Linked DNA regions of Homo sapiens: region 2 is linked to region 1. The links are chromatin loops, found by intact Hi-C in ENCODE. Cell type or tissue: PC-9. All regions are shown on one strand. Links, peaks and the distances in the headings refer to the core of each region. The heading gives the core; the rest is flanking DNA.

Region 1 (8,025 bases), core at 1,307-5,306:
TGAAAAGCAGTTTTCTTGGTCTTGTTTCTTACATCCCTGAGTTCACATGCTGAAGGAATTGTAGTAACTATGAACTCATGCAGGAGGGAGGGCATGGTGTGTGTGTGGATGTACGCGTGTGTGTGCACAGGTGTCAGCTAATCATATATGAAGATTGGTGGAAATGTTGAAAATTTAAATTTAAGGTCTGTTGGTATTTCGTCCTAAGCACTCTTCCCCAAGGTCTGGCGTTTCAAGAAACTATTGGCTTTTATATGACAAATTTACTGCCCTGAAATTTATTGAGGAATAGAGGATGCTTCACTTCAACTTACTGTGACAGCTTGCTTTTTTTTTCTTGAAGAACTAGGCCTTACACATTATCCTACAAAAGTTTTAATTCAATGTTTACAATACCTATCTTTCTATTAATTTAGATTGGCCACATTTATGATACATTAGGCCTGTATTTTATGTGTTATTTTTAAATTCTTGCCCATTTTATGGTACTGGGGTCAAAATTTTACTAATTCAGATGATTTTAGAGGTTTATGGTTGTTGTATCTTGCTTGTATGACATTTTGTTAGTTATATCTGTGATTTATCTGTTGCTGAGTCCTTGGTCAGGAACACAACTCCCAATTATCCAACCAATTATAACATTGTTCCATGGGAAAACTTTAGCAGCTGAAACTGTTGACTCAGTATAATAAAAAAGAGCAGCTTAATATCAGATAAACTAAAATAAAATTTTGTTTTGGTCGACAGTTGCCAACATTTACAAGGCAAGTCATGAGAAACTCCATCTATCATTAACTTATCCTGTGTATTTTCCTGTCCTAGATGGGCCTGTGCTGATAGCATTTTTGTAGTCAAGATGTGTCCATCTTTGTAAGAATTGTTCTTAGTTTCCAAATTAAAAACAATTGCTTCATTACTACATGACACAGTAGTCTGTGTTCTGAAAGACTACATGTTCAGGCAATTAAACGTTTCCAAAAAAAAAAAAAAAAAAAGCTGACTTCACCATAATGCAACGTGGAGTTCACTATTTAGTTTTCACAATAGAATGCTACTTTTCTGTCAGTCAACTTGTACTCCATCAATATTTAATGATGCTGTTTAGATACTTGATGCACTTGTCTGAGAATATACCCCTGATCTGACTGCTCCAGTCCTGCCATCTCCTGCTATCCTTCACCATCCTTCCTGACTACAGAATTGCTGGATCCAATTTTTTTTTTTTTTTTTTTTTGAGATGTAATCTCCCTCTGTCGCTGGCCTGGAGTGCAGTGGCGCGATCTTGGCTCACTGCAACCTCTGCCTCCCGGGTTCAAGTGATTCTCCTGCCTCAGCCTCCCGAGTACCTGGGACTACAGGCGTGTGCCACCACGCCCAGCTAATTTTTTGTACTTTTAGTAGAGACGGGGTTTCACCATGTTAGCCAGGATGGATCCAACCTTTGATGGACACACCATAAGCAGTGGGGCTCAGGACATGGAGAAACGCCATCACATGCCACTATGCCACATGCACATTGATTTTATAACACATCCTGGTTTTAGAAATATTAAAATGGAAAAAAATTGTACATCTTAAAACTAAGAACATCACATGGTCCCCCAAATTTCCATTAGTCCACCCAAAGTAAATATACAATCTAAATAAAACAGTACCCTTGCTATGAAAATTCAATTTCAAGATAAGTTTTCTTGTCCCATATTCCAACTGCATTTTTGCTTTTAGAAAGAAATTCCAGAGCATGTACTACAAGAATGTCTTAATGAGATTTTGCCAAAATAATGCTGCCTACCAAATAATCTCAAAACTTGGTAGCTGACAACACAAGCATTTGTTCTCCCCATTCACTATTTTGCATGCTGACTTGCAGTTCAGCTGGTCTAGAATGGACTCATCTAGTTGTCTTTGCTTCAGGCTGTGGGCTCGCTGGATTCAGATCTGCTATATGTGTTTTTATTCTGGGGCCCAGGTTAAAGGGGCAGCTCTATCTGCAGTATGCTCCTCTCATGGTGATTACCAAAGCACAAGAGCCAAACTGAAATGCACAAGCTCATGGAAGACCTCTTCATGTCATGGCCACTAACATTCCATTCACTATAGAAAATCATATGGCCAGGTCTGGCATCAGTGGAGTCAGGAAAACAAATTTCACCCACACAAGAAAGGGAAATAAATAAATATTTGCAGAACAATAATCCTATCACAAAAATATGGCATTTGACAATGAGACTAAACATGCTGTTAAGTCAAGATTTTTTTTTTTTCAGTTTTTTTTTTTAGCTTACTCTTGAGTTAGCTCAGACAACACCACTTCTACGTATCTAATTTTTGTCTGGGGATTTTCCCCTTCCCCTCTTTCAGTCCCTAATGTCTGGAAAGGGTTCCAGGCTTGTCCTAAGAGTGACACACATCACTCAAAGTCCAATTACATTTCCTTTGTCACAGTGCTCAATGCATTTTATTTATTTATTTTTTTCTTTTTCTTTTTTTTTTTTATTATACTTTAAGTTTTAGGGTACATGTGCACATTGTGCAGGTTAGTTACATATGTATACATGTGCCATGCTGGTGCGCTGCACCCACTAACTCGTCATCTAGCATTAGGTTAGGACAAGGCTGATGAGACCTTCTTTTCAGCCCTCTACAAAGCCAGGTCTTCTCCTGGGCTTTTCAGTTTTGTCACCCAATTAATGGCTATGCTTGATACCTCAGATTTAAAAACTTTACCACGGATAAGATCTTTACACAGAAATCATTGTCAGGAGTAGAGTATAGTAGAGTATAGTAAATATTAGATCTTAAAATATGAAAACGCTAGGCTGAGGAAGTAGAGTGGAAGGCACTGAGAACCCCTATTCACAGCTTAGAAGTTGGCGTTTTATGTTGTTTGGTAGTGTAGCCATATCTTACACTGCTGTATCTCAGACCTCAAACCATAGGCCTATAGAGGCTGCAGCATTATGGAATTTGGAGGAGAAATTCAGGATATTGAAACACATGCCTGCCTTTTGTGGCCTTTTAGAAGGCACAATAAAGGTCCCACCAGAATTAGACAAACTGATGTTGAACCTTCTATATCTGAAATCAGAGAGGAAGGAAAATACAATTTGGCTAAGAGATGCCTTTCTGCATGAACCCTGTAAAATAAGGAAGATGAGAATTGGGTGATCTGGAATTTTGCAGGTTTAGAAAAGTTTATTCTTACCGTAATCATAAATTAGTGCAAACCTAATCAGGAAGATAGGGATCGTATCAGAAAATACCATTAGAATGTGGGGCTAACTTCTTTTCCGATCACTGCTGAGCATATCTTGTTCCCTACGTGACAAAGAGGATAATGACCCACATTCTTAAGGTGCGGCTGGTTGGTGCCTGAGTGCCAGATGAGTTTTCTTACCTCAACTATTGTTTCAAATTGCTCTGGGCAGTACAAAGTCGAAGGTCACTAAGGGAAAGACTTCAGGGATGGACAGAGCACCGGTCTTATCACTGAGAAAGAGAAATTCTCAGGCTGGAATCCAATTTCAAGGATCATGACTCAACAAGATATCTGGAGACTGGCTTATGGAGTTCAGTATATGAAACTAGGTAAGACCTCAAATGTTCCTAAAGGAGGAGCCAGACAATTCATAGGAGGAATTGTCTATGAATGTTTAGTCTCTAAGAAAACCCTGAGGTCTAAGAAATGTTGTCAACAACAACAGTAATAACAACAACAAAAACAGGCTAATAATGGGGACAGTTTTGGCAATGCCGTGTTAAGATATGGTCACAGAAAACAAAAGACCAAGAGGATTCTACCAAAAGCAGAAAAGGTAGCCATAAAGGCAGAGGACAGGAGCCATTCTCTCAGAGGGAAGAGCAGGAAGAACTTGACAAGCTGGGCAAGGAACTCATTCTCCTGCTGGGACAGGCAGCCCTTCCCATTCCTGTCCAGCTGTGTGTGCATTCATTAATTCAGCAAATACTACTGTACCTACTATGTTCCAGACAATGTAGAAATACATAAGTAAATAAAATAGAATTTGATACATGCATTGAATCAATGATTACTAATGTTTCCCATCGCACCCTGTTTTTTTGGTTCTCTCTCCACCATTGTATATTGGGCATGTTGGGTACCTTGTGAGAACTGCACATCACCCATTAATCTTAAACTTGAAGTGGGGTGAAACCATCAAATGAGATTTTACTTTTTCTTTCTGGAGACTGAGTGAGTATATTATATATGTCATATATGGATGTGGGACACTCTCTCTCTCTCTCTCTCTACATACACACACACACACACACACACACACACACACACAGATATACATATTAGCACTAGAATTGTATATGAATGTTAGGCAGCCAAGAGATTAACCGCAGTGGGTGGTTGCTATTTGTTTCTCCATCACCTGTTTCTTCTTCTTTCAGTACCAGACCTAATATTTTGTATGGGATCTACTTCTTCTCAGTCCACACAGTCTAGGTATGGGTCCACTTACAGCTCTAGAAATGAAGTGCATGATGTAGTCCTAAGTCATTCTGATTGCAGTGGTTGATTGAAGGATGGGTATGAATGGAGCAAGTCCAGTTAAAGTGAATCCCAGGATGTGGACCATGTTAGGAAAGACTCTCACTAGTTACTACTAGATTTTAACCTGGCATTAGGTAGCTCATGAGCTTCTGACATCTTGTGAGGATGAAGGAGGAGTCTTTTTGAGAATGAAGCCAATACAGATGAAAAGAGATAAACTGAATCCTGATAACATCATGTGGGTAATAGCATCCTATCATAACTGAATCTAGGTCTACACTTGAATACTTCTCTTTCTGAATCAGTAAGCTGACATTTTAATTACATTCTACTATCTGGTGTTTGATTTTTCAATTACTTAAAAAACAACTTTATGTATGTGCATGTGTTTGTATGTATGTGTACAGAAAAGACAAAGACATGCTACTGGCACTTTTTGAGGGTCAGACTGTGTAGGCTTTAACATTTATTATTCATTTGTTTCTTTATACACACAGATATTATACTTTAAAAATGTCCATACATGAAGCTATTGACAAAGCCTTATGGAGTCTGGAGTAGTTACAGAATTAGAAACACATGATTGATTGACCATAACTAAGAGTGCAGAATGTCGGAATCTATTGGTTCAAGTAAATAAGGAGTCATAAAAAACACTGTAGATAAAAGAGGGCCCCAGGAACTGAATATGTTAAGTAATCTTCTCGTCTGACAAAGTAGCCTGGGAATGTCCAACACAGCAATAAGCTATTATTCAACAGACCCAGTGAGGGACATCAGGAGTTCCTCAATCATACAATGTAGATTTCTTTTCCTCTGGGTTGAGAAGCATTAGCTCCCCATGGGGGAAGACTTTGGACAAAAATTCATGACTGTCAACTCTAGTAAACTTTTTTTGTATCTTCGACTCTTCTAATCATTATAAAATGACCTTACAATGTTTTCTATAATTGAAAAATACTATGTAATTCCCTTTAGAAGAAGGAGCAGTTCTTGGTTTTATTACCCATCTTACCCACAGTTTCTACCATACATAAGTTAGGGTAGTAGGTTACTCTTATAAAAATATTTCCTCAAATTTAGAGGCTCAAAGAACAAGAAGTTAATTTTTCTCTAGAAGTTCAAGATGAGAGGTCAAGGTCTCTGGGATGTACGCAGCCACCCAGATTCCTCTCCTTTTGTGACCACATCATCCTTTAGGGCCTTGCCATCATCTGCATGGTAGAGACTGAGTTACAGACATACCCAGGATCTAGGCTGCAGGAGGAGAGAAGAAGCCAGTTGTCTCAGTTCAAGCTGCTATAACAACAACAACAAAAACAAACTTGGTGGCTTATAAACAACAAACATGTTTCTCACAGTATTGGAGACTGAGACATCCAAGAACAAGGCACTGGCAGATTTGGCCTTTGGCGAGGGCCCTCTTCATGGTTTGCAGATGGCCACCTTCTTGCTGGGTCCTCAGATGGTAGAGAGAAGAACCTCTGGCATCCCTTTCTCCTCTCACAAGGGCACTAATCTTAGAATGAGGGCTCTGCTCTCATGACCTCATCTAATCCTAATTATCTCTCAAAGGCTCCATCTCTTAATACCATCACATTGGGGGTTAGGACTTCACCATATATATTTTGGCTGGATACAATCATTCAGTTCATAATACTCATCCACATCCTGAAGGCCTAGATATAGGAGGGCAGGCACTTTCCATTGGAGAAAACCCAGTTAGAGGATCACTACATGGAGAGGTGGGAAATGTTTCCTAGCCATGAGCCTAGAGGCAGGAGAATAAAATTGGGTGGAAAATAAGTCTCTTCATCTCCTCATACCCCCCTGAAAAGGGTCTTTGGTAAAAAGGGGAAAATAGGCCAGTCGCGGTGGTTCACACCTGTAATCCCAGCACTTTGGGAGGCCAAGGCGGGCGGATCACGAGGTCAGGAGTTTGAGACCAGCCTGACCAACATGGTGAAACCCTGTCTCTACTAAAAATACAAACATTAGCCGGGCATGGTGGCGTGTGCTTGTAATCCCAGCTACTCAGGAGGCTGAGGTAGGAGAATCACTTGAACCCGGGAGGCAGAGGTTGCAGTGAGCCAAGATTGTGCCACTGCACTCCAGTCTGGGCGACAGAGCGAGACTCTGTCTCAAAAAAAAAAAAAAAAAAGGTTTGGGGGATATAGAAAAATCTGTTAGTCTATTACAGCCCCAAAGCTATGATGATAAGAGGAAAGTCAAGTTAGCATGGGAATAATCTACTTGTTTTAGAGACATTACCTTCTATCAGACCTTATAACCATTCTCCAGGTTGAAATGCAATGGAACCCACTGAGTGAGACCAGAATTCTGGAAGATGATCGAAATAAAAGGATAGAACAAGGAGGGAGGGGAGAGAGAATGTATTCCTTGGTGCCCATCCTAGCTTTAGAAATCTTTGTTTATGACTGAAATTCCATTCTTAGTGGTTCATTTCTTTGGTATTCAAATACTCAAACAGCCAGAGTTCCTTAGAGTCTAAATTCCACAAGACAGGGTAATACTTTTAATCTCTTATATCACTGTTTTATACAAATATGCTTATGTCATTGTCAGAAGGATCTGGTATCTGTGGGACTCTGAATAGATGGAAAAGTTCCCTCACAAGTGGTGATGAGAGAAAAGTTACCTCACAAGTGGTGATGAGAGAAAAGTTACCTGACACACTCTGGCTTATTTCACAGGCATGGAGCGCCATCCACTTAGCTGCTGGGGTTTTCCTGAGTTTTATCTTTCCTCTCTACTCATTCTAAGTGTTCTTTCTGGATGAGCTCACTGAATCACATGCCTTTAACCACCTGCTAGCCACAGATAACTCACACATTTATTTCTGTAGCCCTGACCTCTCCTCAGGCTTCCACTCATTTGCTCAGGGACTACCAGATATCTCTACCTGCATGTCCCACGGACACTTCAAACTCACTCTGTCTAACACTCTACTCATCTTTCCCTAAAAGTAAGCTTCCTCCTGGATTGTCTGTTATTTGTTGGTGCCAGCATCCACCCAATTATCTCAACCAGGCACTGGGAAATTACCTTTGAATCAACCATCTTCACCATTTTCTGTTTAATCACTCAGAAAGTCCTATTCATTTTACCTCCTAAATGACCCCAAACGGGGGGTTCTTAATATATTGTTTATGATCCTGTATACAGAAGTGTTGTAACGACTGATTGACAGGTTTCCTCATCCTAGCTTTGCTCCTTCCTCATTGCCCCCACTCCAATACATTTCAGATTGTTGCTAATAAAATACACAGAACTCCAACCCAAGGTTTCTTAATTTATCTTTTATGATCCTGTATACAGAAGTATTATAATAACTGATTGACAGGTCTCCTTGTTCTAGTTTCCTCCTTCCCCACTGCCCCCACCCCACTACATTTTTAGATTGTTGCTAGAAGGACCTACCTGACCATCTAACTTACTTGTGTAATACTTTTCCACAACTCCCAATTACCTGACAAAGTCCT
Region 2 (8,025 bases), core at 1,539-5,538, 180 kb before region 1:
GAGAGAGTGGTGGGTACTATGGAAAGCAGGAAAACACACGCCACTGCTAAAGAGAAGAGCTGCCTCTCAGCTCATGTAGGTTGTATCCAAGGGTCTGGTTGCATCCATACCCTTTTATTTTTCATGGAAATTCATAAATCCGGGTTTGTATGTGAAATCTCCAAATTTTCAATCTTGGCAATTAAGATGGAAAATGATTATAAAACACTGTGCAAGCCAGGGAAAATATAAACGGTGCCCTTGGGCTGCTTGGCTCGGTCCTGCTAATACAGAGGGTCCAGGGAAGAACATGAAGCAGGGGAATGACGTGGTTGGATTTGAACACAGGAGAGTCCATTCAGATAGTATTTTGTTTTGTTTTTGAGACGGAGTCTTGCTGTGTTGCCCAGGCTGGAGTGCAATCGCATGATCTTGGCTCATTGCAAGCTCCGCCTCTCAGGTTCAAGTGATCCTCCTGCCTCAGCCTCCTGAGTACCTGAGATTACAGGCATGCACCACAGGCCCAGATAATTTTTGTATTTTTAGTAGAGATGGGGTTTCACCATGTTGACCAGACTGGTCTCAAACTCCTGACCTCAAGTGATCCACCTGCCTCAGCTTCCCAAAGTGTTGGGATTACAGGTGTGAGCCACCATGCCCAGTCTATTTTTATTTTTTAATGACAAATAATAATGATATATATTTCTCACATATGCTGTGATATTTTGGAATATGCATAAATTGTGTAATGGCTCAGTTGAGCTAATTAATATCTGCAATACCTCACATACTTATTTTTTTGTGGGTGAGAACACTTAAAATCTACTCTCCAGTGAGTTTCAAAATGCAATACGTTATTATTAACTATAATCACCACTTGGTACAATAGATCTCTTGAATTTATTCCTCCTAACTGAAATTTTGTGTCCTTTCACCAATATCTCTCTACCACCCTCTCCCTTGGGTCCTGGCAACCACCATTCTACTCTATATTTCTGTGAGTTCAACTTTTTTAGATCTCACATATAAGTGTAATCATGTGATACTTGTCTTTCTATGCCTGGCTTATTTTACTTAGGATAATGTCCTCCAGATTCATCCATGTTGTTGCAAATGACAGAATCACCTTCTCTTTTAAGGCTGAATAGTATTCAATTGTATACACACATACCAATGGACACCTAATATTGATTCCATATCTTGGTATTGTGAATAATGCTTCAATGAATGGACAAGTAATAGACTTGGTAAGGAATTTAACTTGACTGAAGGACAAAAGTGGCAAGTTGTTAGAAAGGGCAAAGTCAAGGAGACTTCCCAGGTGTGAGACATGGGAGACTGAGTGAATGGGAGTGCTAGTGGTTGGTAGGGAATTTGGGAGGAGCAGGTGTGAGAAAGGGTGAGAATGAGTTTTGGGTGGCCCTATTGACTTTGACAGTTTCTCAAGGGTGTTTAGGTGAAAGTATTTCAATTCATCTAATTATCTTAACGAGGCTACATGGTCGAACATAATAGTCCAGTTTTTAAAAGTGCAGAGACAGAAGTCCAGAGAAGTTAAAAGAATTTTACTCAGTCCCTCTCATCTGATTAGTGGCAGAACCAAAATTGGTAGGTGTTCCCTCTACTAGTCCACAATTATTTTAGATAAGATCAGGATCCTTTGAAATACCTGTTCCTCATCTCCTTATTTAGGTTTTGGAATATTCTTATTTATAGGAAAAAACAGCATTATCAATTATGCCTTTATACTTGAAAGAAAAACCCAAGAAAGTCAATTTCAGGAATCCTCAGAAAATAATTACATCTTAGAAATGAATTGAAAGAGTGAGGATAGCATGAATCTGCATTTACATGGTGCATACCCACCCCACCCTAGGAATCACCAACCTGCGCCTGAGTTCAGGTCATTTGCCTAAACAAATCGTTAAAGTGGAAGAAATGTAAATTTGGTGTGAAAACAGTATTTGGTTTTAAGTTTTTCCTAAGTTATTGAGAGTGGCAAAGCTAGTTCCAAAAGAGTGAAACATAGGATGAAAACAATAATATTTCTTTATGAAAATAGCTGCAATAGAATACCATCTAGTTGACTTCATCATGATTATGTGCTGCTCAAAATATTCCTTTCTCCATTATGTAGCAAGTCAGTCTCTTTTGGACCAGAAGATTGATTCCGGTCTTTGTTTTTTAAATGGAGGGGTTATTTGTTTAGATAGGGGTACATGAATTAAACAGAATTCTAGCTCCTGATAATCTATGAGGATATATCTTGGGAGCTAGGATACAGTTTGTTTTAGGGCTGCTGTAACAAATTACTACAAACCGGACTGCTTAAGACAACAGGTATTCTCTCACAGTTCTGGAGGCCAGAAATTCAAAATGAAGGTGTTGGCAGCATTGCACTCTCTATGAAGGCTTTAGGGGAGAATCTTTCCTTGCCTCTTCCAGCTTCTGAGGCTATAGGCATTCCTTGGCTTGTGGCAGCATCACTCCATTCTCTGTCTGGCTGGTGACATTGCTGCTTCCCCTTCTGTGTATCTGTGACATCTTCCCTTGCCTCTCTTATGAGAACACTTGGTGATGGCATTTGGGGCTCACTCCCTTAATCCAGGCTAATTGCACCATTTTAAAATCCTTCATTTAATCCCATCTGAAAAGACTCTTTTTCTAAATAAGGTAACATAATCCAGGAGTGGGACTTGAGATCTTTGGATGACCATTATTCAACCTGTTATAGGCAGTGTAAGGTTGGATTCAAGGACTAGGCAAAGTAAGGTGGGCATCGGACATAGGGTTCAACTTCAAGGAAAGTCTTTATTGTGAGCAAAAGCAAAATGTCCAAACCAGAGTGGCAGTGTCAAGTGTCAGGCCCAAAAGATAAAGCATGGATCTGAATAAGAAGACACACCACACAGCTGGAACTCAGAAGGCAGCACTCTCCCTGATACTTAAGCAGGGCAGAGGCAGGAACCACTTTTCTGGTTGGGTGTTGAGATGTGATAGTGTGATATCCATGTGACTATCCATGCTGAAACAGTGTGTCTGTAAGGCAGGTTGATGACACCTGATTGAAATTGTGAGCCAACACGCCTGTAATCCCAGCGCTTTGGGAGGCCAAGATGGGTGGATCACTTGAGGTCAGGAGTTCGAGACCCACCTGGCCAGCATGGTGCAACCCCAACTCTACTAAAAATACATAGTGGCGCATGTCTGTAATCCCAGCTATTTGGGAGGCTGAGGCAGGAGAATCACTTGAACCCAGGAGGCAGAGGTGAGCTGAAATTGTGCTGCTGCACTCCAGCCTGGGCGACAGAGCAAGACTTCATCTCAAACAAACAAACAAACAAAAAAGAAATTGTGAGCCAAGTCAGCTGGGAACACAGATGTGTCTGAGAGAAGCTCAGGCTTGACTCCTGACTGGACTCATGTCACTCCATTTTAGTTTCTATGTATTTCCATCTCTACCCCTCTGCCCCACACTCCAGCTAGAGTAAGCCAGAATTATATATACATGACTCAGCCCTTTCTCCCTGATAACATCTCTTGGCATATCCAAAGGGTCACTTGCCCACAAAGTTATCAGTGACCCTGCTCTACTTATCAGTATTATCTCCCTCAGGCCTGGTCACACAGGCTCCTTCCTAAAATAGTTCTCCTTAATCTCCTGGCCTAGAGCAAACATGCATCTATCTGCCTGCAACAAGCAAAGTATTTCCCCATCCACACAAATTCCCAGGAAAAGCAAACCAAAATGTAAAATGAAAACACTGAGTTTATTGAATTTTAGGACCACCACCTTAGTGTTTTTAAGTCTTAGAAACGTGTTAATTATCATAATGGTTCTGGCCTTTTTGAGCCTGAGCAAATTTTTGGCATAATGAATCAGGCACAAGGAGGATGTCATGTGCAGTGTCCGTGTCTTTCTGTAGCCACAGGACTGTCACTTGATTGTTCCCTGTGTGGTTATGGTTCTCTAGAATGGTTGACATAAAGCAAACAAATGATATTGCTTCCTCATGGCAGAGGACTAAGTAATCGGCACATTTATCAACCGCTGCTTGGCCTTGTGGCTGTTCAGATATTGTATGTGCCACGACATCGTTTCCTTTGTGGCTTCCTGATGCTGAAAACCTTTCCTGGTTAAACTTCTATCATACTATATCAAGAGTGATAATGAGTCTTAAACATATTTGGCATGTATGACTTTATTAAGAAAATTTGTTAAGGAAGCAGATGTTAATGTTTTGTTACAACCTTCATATTCTTGTGGACTTACTAAGGGAAAGCTTTGCTACATCAAATAAGGAGATGCCTTGTTGCAATTCGATCCCAAAGGAGATTTAATTTCAGTAGAGTTTACAACACATTACCCTCAAGGAGACAGAGAGAAAGGTCTCCATAAAAGATTACTTGCATCTTACTATACCTAATTTTCTCAGACAGCACTTGCACCAGCAGAAGAAATGACAAACTGCTAATGGCAATAATTTGGAATAGTCTGTGTCCCCAATGACTCTTTTTTCTTATGTCTGTGTTGCACTCAGATCAGCAATACTAGAATCTTATTATAGTGGAAAGTCGTACTGAACACTTTAGAGACAGACACAAGTGTGGCAGAAAGATCATAGGCTCTGCTGTCAGATAGACACCTTTTACCTTAACTTACATTATTACTCAAGTCATTTTACCTCCTCAGATCTGTGTCTTCATATATAAAATAGAGATAATAATGAAAAATCTGTTTCACTGTGTCTTGGCACATACAAATTGCCACCTAGATATTAGGCAAGTGTCAAGTATGGTCCTCTCACACTCACTCTGTCCTTGCTTTACATTCATGCTGGTTGGACTGTCCACCCCTGACAAGTCACACAGAAAACTCTGCCAACTCAGAGAATCCATGTGCATTTTTTTTTTGTTATGCTGTATTTTTGTCCAATTGACTATTTTTCCTCCTTACACTTTTTTGTTACTTTGGTCCCTGCAAAAAAATAGAATGGTTGGCAGACATTTAAGTGATGAGTTCTTGATCAACAAATGAAGAGTAATAAGAAAAATGTTTGCCTCAATGGCTTCTGAAGAGGATGAAGCATCACTTCATTAATAAAGTAGATAGCTTCTGCCTCTTAGACTGGACTCCCAAATTCTTGCCTAGAATCTTCAGTCTCTGGGGAAGAGAGGACTAAATCCAGTCAGAAATATAGTATATATACAACCTCCTGACCTGTTCTTAGGACTAATCAAAACTCACAGGTGTCCCACTGGGCAACTAGAAAATTCCTAAGAATGAAGGAGTTATTTGGTTCTTGCTAAGTGAAGACAGCACACACAAAATTACTCTGCTGACCACCACTCGGAATGGTTCCTTTCACAGGGCTTTGTGGACTCCTGTGCTGGAGGGGAAAGAATGCTTTCTTAACTTGAAAGTTTGTAGTTTGGTTCTGGGATAACTTAATTAAAGGCCCCACTGCCAAGAAGGATAGAATTAAAGATGTAAGTCGGGACTTCGAATATCCTGACTTTAAAGTTCATAAATCACCTTTGTATTTCACTGGATTCTGTTGTATTTCCTCTTTTATTTAATAGTTGTTATTTTTCGTATTTTCTGGACTACTTAGTCTTGGGAAAGGTTGGAACACCAAATTAAGACTTCAAATGTAGCTTAAAGAGGATACAGTGACATCTGGAGAACCTCTGTTTCTGACAATATGGGGGACTATATGACCAGAGAAATCCTGCCAGTAGAAAAATGATTAGAAAACATGCATGCAGAGAAGCAAGCACTAGAACCAGCATTTGCTAATACTCTTTAGCTTAGAACCTGAACTTTATGGGCCATAAGAAATGAGGATATTACAAGAATCCTGAAGTCCACAGTAGGTGGGAGATAGAATAGAAACTTCAAAATAAAGGTCGGACATCCAAAAGTCAGCAATGTCAGTGGGTGAACTAGGTAAAAAACAAAACAAAACAAAAAAGAAAGCAAACAAATTTTAAAACCTGTCATTGAAGACTGAAGAAAAAAACAGTAGATATTCTAACCTGTTTTGACCATGGTTCTTGAAAATCTCTCATTTTTCTGGGGCTAGGAGATGAGCTATCTACAAATCTACTGTCCTATATATAGGACAGTAATTAATTCTACTTGGCCCAAAAACCACCAAACAGAAAATTAAGTTTAATGTGGTTCTATTTCAGAGGTGCCCTTAAGCACTTAGAAAAACAGAATGCAAATCATCTCTGGATTAAGAACAACTGCACAGCAAATTAAATGGTAGATTAGATAGAAGAGAGAATTCATGATTGGATACATAGATCTGAATAAATTAATTACAACTCAACCCAGAGAGACACACACACACATAGGAAATACAAGAGAGGCAGAGACATACAGTGTGATCACATCTAATATATAGCTAAAATTTGCATTAATTTTATATATGTAATTTATCAATATATAATATATCAATATATAATATATTATAATATATCAATATATAATATATAATATATTATAATATTTCAATATATAATATATAATATATTATAATATTTATATAATCTATTATATCTTATAATACATTATATATACATTTATGTGTATATATAAATGTATATATAACTGCAGTTCCAGGGGAAGCTAGAGAAAATAGGCAGAGGCAATATTTTACCATGCTTAGGAATTTTCCAAAACTTTTGAAGACATAATTTTTCAGACTCAGGAAGTCCTAAAGACTACATGGATTCAGTAAAAATTAAATACATTAAATAAAAAGGTATTTAGGTTTAGACTGATGGTGGTTAAACTGTAGAAAACAGAAGACATAGAGATCTTTAAATCACTCAGAGGAAAAAAATACAGATTACCTACAAAGCAAAGACAATTAGAATCATGGCTGACTTCTTGAAAACAATAGTGAAACTCAGAAGACAATGGAATAATATCATCAGTATACCAACAGAAGGTTAACTGTCAGCTTAGAAATGTACAACCAATACAAATCTTTTAGAAGAAAGAAAAAAAATAAAGAAAAAAATATCTTTATTTGGAAGCAAAGTAACTTTGGGGAAAATAAAACCAACTTACTAGGAGAACTTACTATGAACAGATGAGTAAGGAAATTCTAAAGAACTATTCTACAGGAAGAGAGAATATAGCCACTAAAGGAAAGCCTAAGATAAAAAAATGGGGATCAAAAATTAGCATAAGCATACAGTAAGCTAAAAATCATTGATTTTGAAAAACGGTATTGATACTAATGATTTCCAGATTAAAAAAATAGAAAACCAAAATGCTGAACCCAATTGCAGGTAACTGTGGTTCTCAAACTATGTACTGAGGCACTCATGACATCCTAGTGAATGCGCAGGGGCACTGCAGGATGTTTATATTTTCTAGGGAAACAGGGCAATGTATATTGGACACAGCACAGAGTGTCCTCAAGTTCACAGCTTCGACATTGAATCACACTACATTCCTTTGATAAACACATTTGATCAAACTTGGTTTTTGGATGGATGTTGCTATGAAAAAAATGCAAGTACCAAGAGAAAATCAATATAAAACAAGAAATATGGATGGAGATATCTGATTCAATTCCAAGATTTAAGAAGTTTTACTGTGCCTAACAGATGTACATATACTGTTAGAAAGTAATAGTGGCTAAGAATCAAATAAAGATTTTTTTTCTTTTATTATAATTTATGTCTATTATTTTTTCAAATGACCACTCAGTTATTAGGATATGAATACATATTGTTTTTACTTAATTAATAAACAAAACAATACTACTTAATACACAAAACAGTATTCCTTTTTGCCTAAGGGCATTATGAAAAATTTACAGAGACAGAAAAAATGTGGGGAACCAAGAAAGTTTGAAAACATCTGGCATATAAATTGGTAGGGGGATAACTGGATCCTGGCATATAATTGATACGGGGATAACTGGTATTGATTACATTTTTATTTTGTTAAGTTAAATATGCATGTTAAGACTTCTGGAGGAAAAAAAATTTCGTCTTGATATAAAAATTAGCCAGGGGTGG

Evidence for each region. A loop is a pair of places that touch in the nucleus more often than their neighbours do. Peaks named below come from ENCODE experiments on the same cell type or tissue, not always from the same donor. Only the 100,000 strongest peaks of a DNase experiment are listed, where the experiment ranks them.
Region 2: it touches region 1 in a loop (8-fold over the local background); 1 of 110 quality-filtered maps calls a loop at or near these places.

What each region holds. Positions count from the first base shown.
Region 1 is chr7:40,911,796-40,919,820 of GRCh38, forward strand. It overlaps a transcript of SUGCT not described here. Among named protein-coding and RNA genes, the nearest start is that of LINC01450, 64 kb to the right of the region's middle. In PC-9, for the core only: no CTCF peak of the experiment used is centred there; a DNase peak (open chromatin) is centred at 3,486; H3K27ac peaks cover 1,995 bases.
Region 2 is chr7:40,729,764-40,737,788 of GRCh38, forward strand. The region is part of intron 12 of SUGCT (succinyl-CoA:glutarate-CoA transferase); the gene reads left to right. Among named protein-coding and RNA genes, the nearest start is that of SUGCT-AS1, 190 kb to the left of the region's middle. In PC-9, for the core only: no CTCF peak of the experiment used is centred there; DNase peaks (open chromatin) are centred at 3,498 and 3,988; H3K27ac peaks cover 1,000 bases.